Linked DNA regions of Mus musculus: regions 1, 2 and 3 are each linked to region 4. A link is a loop called in an ENCODE intact Hi-C map of the cell type or tissue named here. Cell type or tissue: gastrocnemius. All regions are shown on one strand. Region 1 has its middle 22 kb from the start of Gm35714. Region 2 has its middle 26 kb from the start of Gm10789. Region 3 overlaps Tiam1 (T cell lymphoma invasion and metastasis 1). Region 4 overlaps Tiam1 (T cell lymphoma invasion and metastasis 1).

The links. Hi-C counts contacts between places; a loop is a spot of excess contacts. Peaks named below come from ENCODE experiments on the same cell type or tissue, not always from the same donor. Only the 100,000 strongest peaks of a DNase experiment are listed, where the experiment ranks them.
Region 1: it touches region 4 in a loop (4-fold over the local background); 25 of 42 quality-filtered maps call a loop at or near these places.
Region 2: a loop joins it to region 4, with 11 times the contacts of the local background. A loop is called at or near these places in 23 of 42 quality-filtered maps.
Region 3: it touches region 4 in a loop (2.2-fold over the local background); 6 of 42 quality-filtered maps call a loop at or near these places.

What each region holds. Positions count from the first base shown.
Region 1 is chr16:90,180,455-90,182,954 of GRCm38, reverse strand. No RefSeq gene overlaps it. Among named protein-coding and RNA genes, the nearest start is that of Gm35714, 22 kb to the left of the region's middle. In gastrocnemius, no CTCF peak of the experiment used is centred here; a DNase peak (open chromatin) is centred at 1,146.
Region 2 is chr16:90,166,745-90,169,244 of GRCm38, reverse strand. No RefSeq gene overlaps it. Among named protein-coding and RNA genes, the nearest start is that of Gm10789, 26 kb to the right of the region's middle. In gastrocnemius, no CTCF peak of the experiment used is centred here; a DNase peak (open chromatin) is centred at 1,365.
Region 3 is chr16:89,895,494-89,897,993 of GRCm38, reverse strand. It overlaps Tiam1 (T cell lymphoma invasion and metastasis 1), which reads left to right. Exons shown (of 28, transcript NM_009384.3): 4 at 1-389. Among named protein-coding and RNA genes, the nearest start is that of Tiam1, 64 kb to the left of the region's middle. In gastrocnemius, a CTCF peak has its summit at 1,390 (motif pointing right); DNase peaks (open chromatin) are centred at 103, 874 and 1,407; H3K4me3 peaks cover 1,313 bases; H3K27ac peaks cover 794 bases.
Region 4 is chr16:89,843,348-89,845,847 of GRCm38, reverse strand. All of the region lies in intron 12 of Tiam1 (T cell lymphoma invasion and metastasis 1), which reads left to right. Among named protein-coding and RNA genes, the nearest start is that of Gm52239, 50 kb to the right of the region's middle. In gastrocnemius, a CTCF peak has its summit at 1,095 (motif pointing left); DNase peaks (open chromatin) are centred at 761 and 1,049.

The sequences.
Region 1 (2,500 bases), 340 kb before region 4:
CCAGAGGTCCTGAGTTCAAGTCCCAGCAACCACATGGTGGCTCACAACTATCTGTAATGGGATCCAATGCCCTCCTCTGGTGTGTCTGAAGACAGCTACAGTCTACTACTCATATACATAAAATAAATAATTAAAAATAAAACATCTTATTCTCTATCGGGCAGATGAAATTGAGCGCCAGCTTTGCCCCTGCGAGCCTCTGTTGATCTGTCTACAAAGTGGAAAACACCAAAGCATCTACCTACCCAGTGGTTACTGGGACGACCGAGATGCTCGTGAGCCTGGCTCGCGGGAGGGTTTTGTAAGCCTTGTGTTCAGTCAGGACTGTGTTTTGACTTGCACCACAACTGTGTCCCGCTCCAGAAATACGCTGTTTTCCTTTCAAGCCTCTAACGGCCAAGGAAGAACACTGGGCAGCGCCTGGAGTTTTCTTTGGCATATTTAGCTAACACACTTGCCCAGTCATGATACAGAGCTGACACCTTCCAGGGGTAGCTGTCACCATCACCATCACCATCACCATCACCATCACCATCACCATCACCACCACCACCACCACCACCACCATCACCATCACCATCACCATCACCATCACCATCACCATCACCATCACCACCACCACCACCACCATCACCATCACCATCACCATCACCATCACCACCATCACCATCACCATCACCATCACCATCACCATCACCATCACCATCCATCACCATCCATCACCATCACCATCACCATCACCATCACCATCACCATCAGAGGACGCTTTCTTGGCTCTGCTGGTGTGAATCCAGTGGCCATTGAACTCTTGTGATTTCTTCCCATGGTTACAGCATTGCTGTGGCTTGCTTGACCTTAGACTTGCTTCTGTTACTGGGTTTGTTTAGCAATTCGATTCAGAGAGGATGAAAACCTGCAGGAGAGAGCTGTTTTACAGGAGAGCCCTCATTCCAGAGACACGGTAGAGTGGGTAGGGAGAGGCACTGTTACCTAACACCTGCAGAAAGGGTGGAGAACCTCTGCTCCCCGCACCTGGAGCATGTTGGGACAACGACGAGGCTTGGCAGTTGGTGGCAGGTTTCCACTGGCCATGGTAAAATAAAAGGAAAAGGAGGCGCCCAGATAAGGGATTTACACTGCCAACCAAGTGTGCCAACTCCACCTGGCCTCAATCCATGGGCAGACTCTGCCTGGTTTAACAGAGAGTCTTCGGAAGAATTCTAAGGTCAGCTCTAGATCAAAGGGAACGGTCTTTCAAAGTCAAGAAAATAAAGATGTGAGAATGGTCCGCGATGCCAAGCAGTGGGGTGGGGCTTGGCCAGGGAGCTAGAAGGGCTCCATATGACGTAAGCGTACATCCTGTGCTAACCTCCACCTGCCTCTGGGTAGAAGACAATGGGTGCAGCTCGCATACGCTGAGGTTTGTTACAGCGAAAAGACTGCGGTGTCCTGGGAGAGTGAGGGATAGATGGAAGGAAGAGTGGAGGTCATCAGACCAAGACCAACAAGCTAGCCAATTATGGTCCTTTCCATTTCAGTGACAATTGTGATAGTTATTACCATTTACATTATGGGAGAGAGAACGGGACTCTCTTAGGATTCTCTGTCTCATCAGCGAGAGAATTTAAGGGCAGACTCAAAAGAAACCTTGAGGATGATTTTATTAGAATTTAAAAGAAAAACTTGAGATGGCAAGCTATGAGTCTTGACAGACACGCGAAGAGGAAGGTGGGAAAGAAAGAGAATGAGTCATGGCATTTGAGTTAAGCTGGCTTGCAGGTCAACCACGTGGTGGGCAAGCAGCCCACGGTGGAGAGGAAGCAGTAGGGAAAGTTAGAACTCAGGAAGGTGGACAGACTGACTCAACAGAACCTCATCAAAGCTCTGAGGACAGAGGTTCCAGGATGGAAAAGTATGTCTCATTAAAGGGGTAATTATCCCCTGTGCCTTCAGCACAGCTTAAAGTGAACTCCCCCTTCTTGAGGGACACCTAGGCCAAGTGACCAGCCAGCCCAGCTGGATAACGCATGCATTGGCAGCTTGTAATGTAAAGTCTCTACCCAGGCCGGAGAGAGTTTACCCTGTTGGGCTCCATGGAGCCCCAGACGGGGCTATGGTAACAACCTCTAGGATTTTGATGATCATATTTAAGTATCACATTAGGTGGTCTCCATGGCTGCTCCTTACACTTCTTGGAGTAGTTTTTTGTTATATTTACCAATTTATCTACAAGTATATGATCACTCAGGCTATAAAGGCTATAAAATCACAGTGACCTTATGTTTGCAATTTCTCTGGTGTTTAGAAGAGCCTGACCTCTGCTCCACACTTTCTGGAGCCGTCCCCGGAGAGCATCAGAATGCTAGAGAGGCTCAAGTCAGAGGACAGGGACACTAGGCATCGACAGGCTCAGACCCTTCTGTCCTTGTAACAAATGCTGGATGGCTCTGGACCCTCATCTGGGGACACCAGAGGGCACTACCTACCTGAAAGCTCTTCT
Region 2 (2,500 bases), 320 kb before region 4:
TGATTGACATGTGAGGAAGCAGGTTCACACTCCTCTCCCATGGGCCTGGCCTCACAGCGGCAGCTTTCCTGCCACCATGGTGCTCACTCTCGAGCCATGAGCTAGTACAATCCTTCCTCCCTCACATCATTACTTGCCAGTATTTGGTCGTTGATACCCTTGCCCTGTCATCCTTTTCTTCATTTTTAGTTGTAGCAGATCTGTTTTCTTCGGGAGATCCACTAGTCTCCAGGGAGAAGAGCTGAGATCTGAAGTCTACTCAAGCTGAGGCAAATAGATGCTTGGATTGGCTACCCAAGAAAGGCTAAATGTTTTTTTGCTCTAAAGGTGTTGTCCTGGAAACACCAGCTTCCTGGATTCCCTGATGGCCTGATTTCCTGTTCTGTTTGAGAACTTGTGGCGCAGCTTATATTTTTCTTCTGTAACGTACCACTGAATTCAACTGATAAACTTCATTTGTGTAATGTTTTGCTTGAACAACTCAAAGTTCACTGCTATGTGAATAAAGGATTGCTTAGAGCCACTTCAGAACGAAAAGTCCTGAGGGTGAGGCGGATGCTCTGTGATGGGGAGGCCTGCTTCCTCATCATTTCCTTGTGAACCTGTACATTTTCCCTGTGAGAGGAAAAATGTGTTCAGTAGAGTAAGTAGGAAATAGGGTTTTAACAAAGAGAAACAGTGTATGTGGGAGAGGAGAGCTAGACTCTGTGTACCTGGAAAGTATGTACCAAAGGGCTTGGGCCAGGGAGAGCCTGACTCTGTGTACCTGGAAAGTATGTACCAAAGGGCTTGGGCCGGCACAGTAGAACCCTTTGAGAGGTCTTGAAATCCTTTCTGTGATGTACCTTCTTCTTTCCACACCTAGTCACTTTCTGTAGTCCAAACACATCTATTTTAGAGACATAGCTGTCATGTAGTCCAGGCTGGCCTTAGGTTTGCTAAGTAGCTGAGGTTGGCCTTGAACATCCAATTCCTGATCCTCCTATGCCACCATTTCCAGCTAGAAGATTTGTCTGTTCTTTCTTTCTTAAACGTTTATTTTTGAGGTCATATATCCATTTGTTTCCTTGACTGGCCTTGAACTTGTGGCCCTCCTACCTCTGCTTCCCAAGTGCTGGCATGATAAGAATTCACCATTGTACCACCCAACTTAAAAGTCACAGATTACTAGAGTCTGCTCTGAGAGCTCCAGGGAAGGTCTCATTAGAACGCAGAGACTATATGTACATTTCCACAAGGTCCCGGTGATGTCCAAATTCCTGGTCCCGAGGAACACAATGTGCATGAAAATCGGTCCAGTTTTCTCCTGTTCATCACAAAAAGGGATTTCCAAGCTTAGCACCCTTGTAATACCAGTATATGCCAGCAGGTGTCAGCAGTGCACTCTGAGAGGCACGTTAGACGCTGTTCCTTTAGGACCCTAGATATGTTTCCAAAACGGAGACAGCGGAGTGGACTCCTGCCCAGTACTTTCACAGTCTTTGTTCTTTATGATTTTGAAAGCATTTGTTCACGTCTTGCTGGAAATGTGGCTCTTGGGGTTTTGTTATTGTTCATTCGGTTTGGCCTTTGGCTTTTTACACAGGATTTTGTGCAGCCCAGGCTGGACTACTGGACTAACACCTCCTGAATCTTTTGCTTTCACGCCTCAAGTACTGGGATTACAGCACTGTCAGGGCTCAGTTTTCAGATGGCGTTTTCACACATTTTCTTTGTCTTTCTTTTAGAATTTACTTTTATTTTAAAGTGTGTGTGTGTGTGTGTGTGTGTGTGTGCTCGCAGTGCGGCCTCTCACACATACATAAGCCCAGATGCCTGAGGAGTCCAGAGCTAAAGTCATAGGTCGATGCTGGGAACCAAACTCGAGTCCTCTGCAAGAAGAGTAATCAATCACTCAACTGCTAAGTCAGCTCCCCTGCCCTTTACGCATTTTCTTACTTCCAGAGGAGTCTTTGTTTCTGTCAACTCTCCCATTTTACAGGTGAGAAAGTAAAGGTACAGAAAGAATACAGTGACTTGTCTAATACATTGAAGCTGGAGGAGGGAGAGGGAGTCAACACTGGGCGTTTATGCAAAATGCCCCAGTTCGGAAAGAAAGGAAAACACTGCTCCAGGATTTTATTTTATTTTATTTTATTTTATTTGCATTAAGCTTTGTTCTTCTTAGCAAAACTAAAAGCTAGATAAGCATTCTGGGTACTCCCTGGTTCTGATTAAATGCTACTCCTGGTTCTGACAGAACTTCTGTGGGATACATTGTCTATCTTAGATAAAATCTAAGAGAGTCACACGTTCTACCACCACGGTAACTAAGGAATCCCTCTCCAGCACTTGACACCAAAGCCCCCTCCCTGGATCTGTTAGAAGCTGGTGAGGAGGAAAGAAATTGGAGCGTATCAGGTTAAACAAAGGTTTGTCTGTGCCTGGGTGTAGGGGTGTCCAGGAGACTTGATGTCCCATCTTCTGGAACTCCTCGGTTTGTGCAGCCTCAGCCACGTTG
Region 3 (2,500 bases), 52 kb before region 4:
ATTTAACAAGCAACGAAGAAATCTTGGGTTCCGCGGAAGAGAAGGATTGCGAGGAGGCTCGGGGGATGGAAACAGAGGCGAGTCCCCGGCAGCTCAGCACCTGTCAGCGAGCCAACTCCCTGGGTGACTTGTATGCTCAGAAAAACTCTGGGGTGAAGGCTAATGGAGGACCGAGGAACAGATTCTCAAGCTACTGCCGGAATTTGGTGTCGGATATTCCCGATCTTGCAAAGCATAAGATGCCACCGGCTGCTGCCGAAGAGACTCCTCCGTACAGTAATTACAACACGCTTCCCTGTAGGAAGTCGCACTGTCTTTCCGAGGGTGCCACCAACCCACAAATTAGCCTTAGCAAGAGCATGCAAGGCAGAAGAGCAAAAACCACCCAGGTAAAGCCTCAGAGATGTTTCAGTATTTTGGAAGTGGTGCGCGCCTCTTAAAGTGCATGATTTTGCTCTTATCGGTTTCTCTCTCTCTCTCTTTTTTTTTTTTTTTTTTGAAATCGGGCTGTACCCGGGTTTGTCTGGCAGCTGCTGCAGCTGGCATCGCTTCTGCTGCGCCCCTCTTACAGTTCTGTGGGTAGGGGGTGGAGATTAAGGGGTGTGTATGCAGCGGGGTGGGAGGGTGTGCTAGGAATGGCAATAGAGCTATTAAGTTCATACTGGGAGACTGCCTCTCAACTCAGTCCCTCCACAACACCTCCCTGATGGGACTCTGTCACCTAATCATCTCTGGACGAGCAGGCATGGTGGGTTGCAGGCGCTCGGAGCTCATATCCACACTGCAGCAGGTGGGAAGAAGTCCGTGGGCGGGCCCTCGGAAGAGGCATCCTTTGAATCAGGGCGGTCTGCGGTCACTTGTCAGCTTCTCTCTGGTGTTGGCAGGCTCGCCGTCTTACCAGGAGCCATTTCAATTTCCTGTTCCTCACGATGCGGCCAGCCCCGTCTCTGGAGGGAGGTGTAGCAGAAGGAATAATATGGGTGGGTTCCCAGTTTCTAGCTTGCAGCCAAGTTGCTTGACCTTGGGCAAACCCTGACTTCTAGAGGCTCCCTCTGGAAGGTGGGGATGAAGAGACTTAGTCGGCTTGCTTGGCAGTTTAATGCAGGAGAGAAGGGGCGTGAGCAGATTTTTAGGAGACTTGAAAAGTATCTTACCAGGGAAAGGGTGGCCCACTAGCTTGTCTGGCAATAATAGCGGGAGTGAATGTCAGACGGCCCTGCATGCTTTGGTCCTTTGCTGTTCCTTGCGGCAGGTTTTGGGGAGCTGGGGATTCTGACCAGGCTAAGAAGCCGGTAGTGGATTGTGCTTCTGATCCAAGAGTGGGTGCGCTTCTTTACTTTGAAAGACAGTGGGCATCGAGGTGACCTGCAAAGGCTGCTGCACTCCGACCTGCCCAGTAGGGGGCAGTGCTGCACTCTGGCCAGTTCGAGTCCAATGGGCAGTGGCAGTGTTACTTTTAAGGTGGGCCAGGTGGTGGAGGGCCTGGAGTGACACCGGGTTTCTTTCTGAAGAACCCTGAAGATGGATTTTGCTGACACGAAAGCCAGTCTTCTAGACCCTTCACCCCTTCCTACCTGGTTGACTCTGGGCAAGTTAGTGGTTGTTTTAAAGCCTTGATTTCTTCACCTGTCTAAGTGGAGGTATTGTGACTGGAGACTCTAGCTCAGTGGCAGGACCTCGCTTGAATGGCTTCCAAGGGGCTCTGTGTCAGATCCTTGGCATCATGGATGTACACACTCAGTAGGGATAATAATAGGACTATTCGAGAGAATGGAATTGTCCGGGAGTCCGGAAGCCTAGTACTTAGGAAGCAGCCAGGGACCGGGAATTTGGTCGCCGGCGTAACACTCGCATTGGTAGTGGTGCTGTGTGGGTAGATGACTCGGACCATTGGATGTTGGTGCCCAGATCTTGTATCACCTGAGAAGGTAAACTTTAACCTCTCTTTACTCTGATTTGAGATTATAACCAAAGTGAGATTGTGACAGAACTAACAGGTTAACTAACCACCCAGGGTCACTACTGAACGGTCAGTTTGGCAGGTCACAACAGGTGCCCTGTTAAAGGGTCCCATGGAAAGCCCTGAAGCATGGCCGTGAAGCTGTCTGCCATCAGACTGGCATTAGACGCCTGGTTCAGAGAGATACTCTGCCTGCCTTGAACTTGGCAAAGGGTGTGTTGATGCAGGCAACACCTCTGCCTGGACTGAGTAGCCTGTGCCCTATGTAAGGTTGGCAAGGGCTGCCCAGCTGTGTTCTAGAGCGCTGTCTCTAACTCCAGAGATAGCTGGACACACTGTTGCCCTTAAATACCAACCACCCATGGAAGAGGGGCAGAGTGAGCCAGCGCTCTCCTCCCCTGGGAGACTGTGGTGTGAAATCTCCATCCCTTGCCTCACGACTTCCCAAGTTAATATACAGAAGTGAGATCATCTGAGTGTGGTGTCTCATAAAGCCACGGCTTAATGCAATGCAGAGTGCTGCACACACGGAATTCTAAG
Region 4 (2,500 bases):
GAGGTGAGTCTGGGGGTGAGGAGAACAAGATGTGAGTCTCACGTGTTTTACAGAAAAGTGTTTCAAGAAGGTGTGACATGGGTCTGGGGAGAAAGGTCAGTTGGTAACATTCCTGCCACAGAAGCCTGAGCTCTAGACTCCGGTACCCCTGTAAACGGTGGTACAGAGCCAGGCACCTCTAATCCCAGTGCAGGAGGCAGAGACAGCGGGAGCCTCAGACCTGGCTGGCTGGCCAGCCTGGCTGAATTGGCGAACTCTAGGCTCAGTAAGCGACGCCATTGATAAAATTTGAAAGAGAGAGAGAGAGAGAGAGTGTGTGTGTGTCTCAGTTCTTAACTTCTCACGCAATACAAAATGAAGACAATCTGCCTATCATTTGTGTTGTATTAGGTAGGTATCAAGTGCAATCTAAAGACAATTCAAAGCCTGTGTGACATAGCTTTTATGCAAATACCACACTGTTTCCCATAAGAGAGTTGAGCACCCATGGGTTTGGAGATTCTGGGGTCCTGGAGATCCTGAAACCAGTCCTGTGAGTTACCTAGTAATGGCAACAGCTGGCCTCTATTGTAACAGGCTCCTTGAGGTTGGTGTATGCCAAGCGCACTCTAGGACACGGGACGACTCCCTGCTGGCTAGGGTACTGTGGCTAAGAGGCCTTTGTGGCTTAGGCTGGCATGGTCAGGGGAGACGGGGAGACAGGACTAACAGCATGTGGTTAGAGCAGTGTTAAAAACTTATGATGTTTCCCCTCTGGGGCCTGGGGGAGGTGCTTCAATAGTACTTTAAACGTGGAACTTCAATATGTGTGCCACTTGCCTGTGCATAAGGTGGCCAGCTTTCAAATTCCCTAGCCCAGATCCTGTGGTTTCAGAAAACACATTTTAAGACACAGAAGTTTCCTGTATTTTTTTACTTTTTTTTTTTTTCCTTAACCTGGCCTGAGTCTCAGTCAGCACAAGAGTGAGCGTGTGGCCCCGAGGCTGGCTTATGTGACACCGAGACAGTGGACACAGTGGAGAGCAGAAATTCTGAGCAAAGTATCCCACTGGCTCTCTGCAGAGATGGTCAGAACTAACGGGTCTATGCTGTCACCTAGTGGGAAGGACTGGCTGCTACACATATTTAAAAATAAATGAGCAGGGCTCAACCCCAGCAGAGATGAACACTGTGGTATTGAGTGAGCATGGTGCTTGTCCTGCCATGTCTTGTCAGCTTTCTTTAAATAATTCCGTATTTGTAATTGTAGTGGCTATATTTTCTGATCTTTAAATCACTGAAGTCCTCTAATTGGAGAATTTAATTTTGTGAACTGAAGTGTCTAAATAAAATCATATTGAATTATGCCCCCGGACACCCAGGCTGTACGGCCAGTGTTCCTAGCTCTAACCCCTATCACATTGTGTCATAGTATACCATTAAAAAAAAAAGACCCGTGCTTTCTTCTTGACTGTATAAAATGACATCCTGAAGAGATGGGGCAGGGGTAGACGTCACCGAGGTCCGCTTCAGTGACTCAGGATGCAGTACCTATCAAATTCTATGGCTTGAGATTTATTTTCATTTCCAGATCAGTAAGAGTTTGCATTTGTCTTCAAATTTGGATTTCAGCTATAGGTTTTTTACCTAAGAAGGCTCATCCTCCTAACCTCAGGCCTCTTTGGGTTTCACACTGGGCTGGGAGTCACCATGGTGGGACACAGAGAGAGCCATATCTCTGGGGCTTGCAAGACTGCATTTAGACCCTGCCCAGCCCACCCTGGCTTTACAAACATGTTAGAATACTTTCTCACCAGCCTTAGCGCCCTGTTTGTGAAATGGACGTTGTAATTGTCCCAGGATGGAATGATAAGGCACACAGTTGAAATTCATGTCTTGTGAGTTAGCTCCAGATATATGGAACTGCACTGTCAGTTGATTTAAACATTTTCTGATGCGCGAGCTATATAATACTTTAATCTTGCATTTATACAGAAACACATTCTAGACTATGTTGGGTTTATAGATGGTTGGTTGATTTGTGTACTTACTTTTCTTTATGATTTTGTATAGTTGAGTGGCTAACCGAGAATCTCATCACACAGACAGTCTGTATCTACCAGTTGATCCTGCTGTGGATTTCCTCCTGTGGAAGTGCTGTGTGAACAGGCAGAGATGTCTAGTACTGTGCAGGCCTTCACTCAGCATATTTATAACCTCCTTTTGATTTTGACGAGTCCCCTGCCCCAGCACTAGAGGGTTTAATGATGGGGGCATTGTGTTTCAGGTCTGTGATGAATTTAGGGTGCTCTATAGAGTGATGTGCATGTGGAGAGAGCGTGGTTAGAAGCAGCCTGGTTTTCTAAGCTTAGCTGAGCGTGGTGCTGAGAACTGAAGGTTTTTCACTCAATAAAAACACTGATGTAGCATGAATTTTTGTTCAAGTATCAATTATGAAAAAGCAAATTTACAAAATGCTGATCTGTCGTATTTGCGATGGGCCCCTCACTCGCCCCCCTCT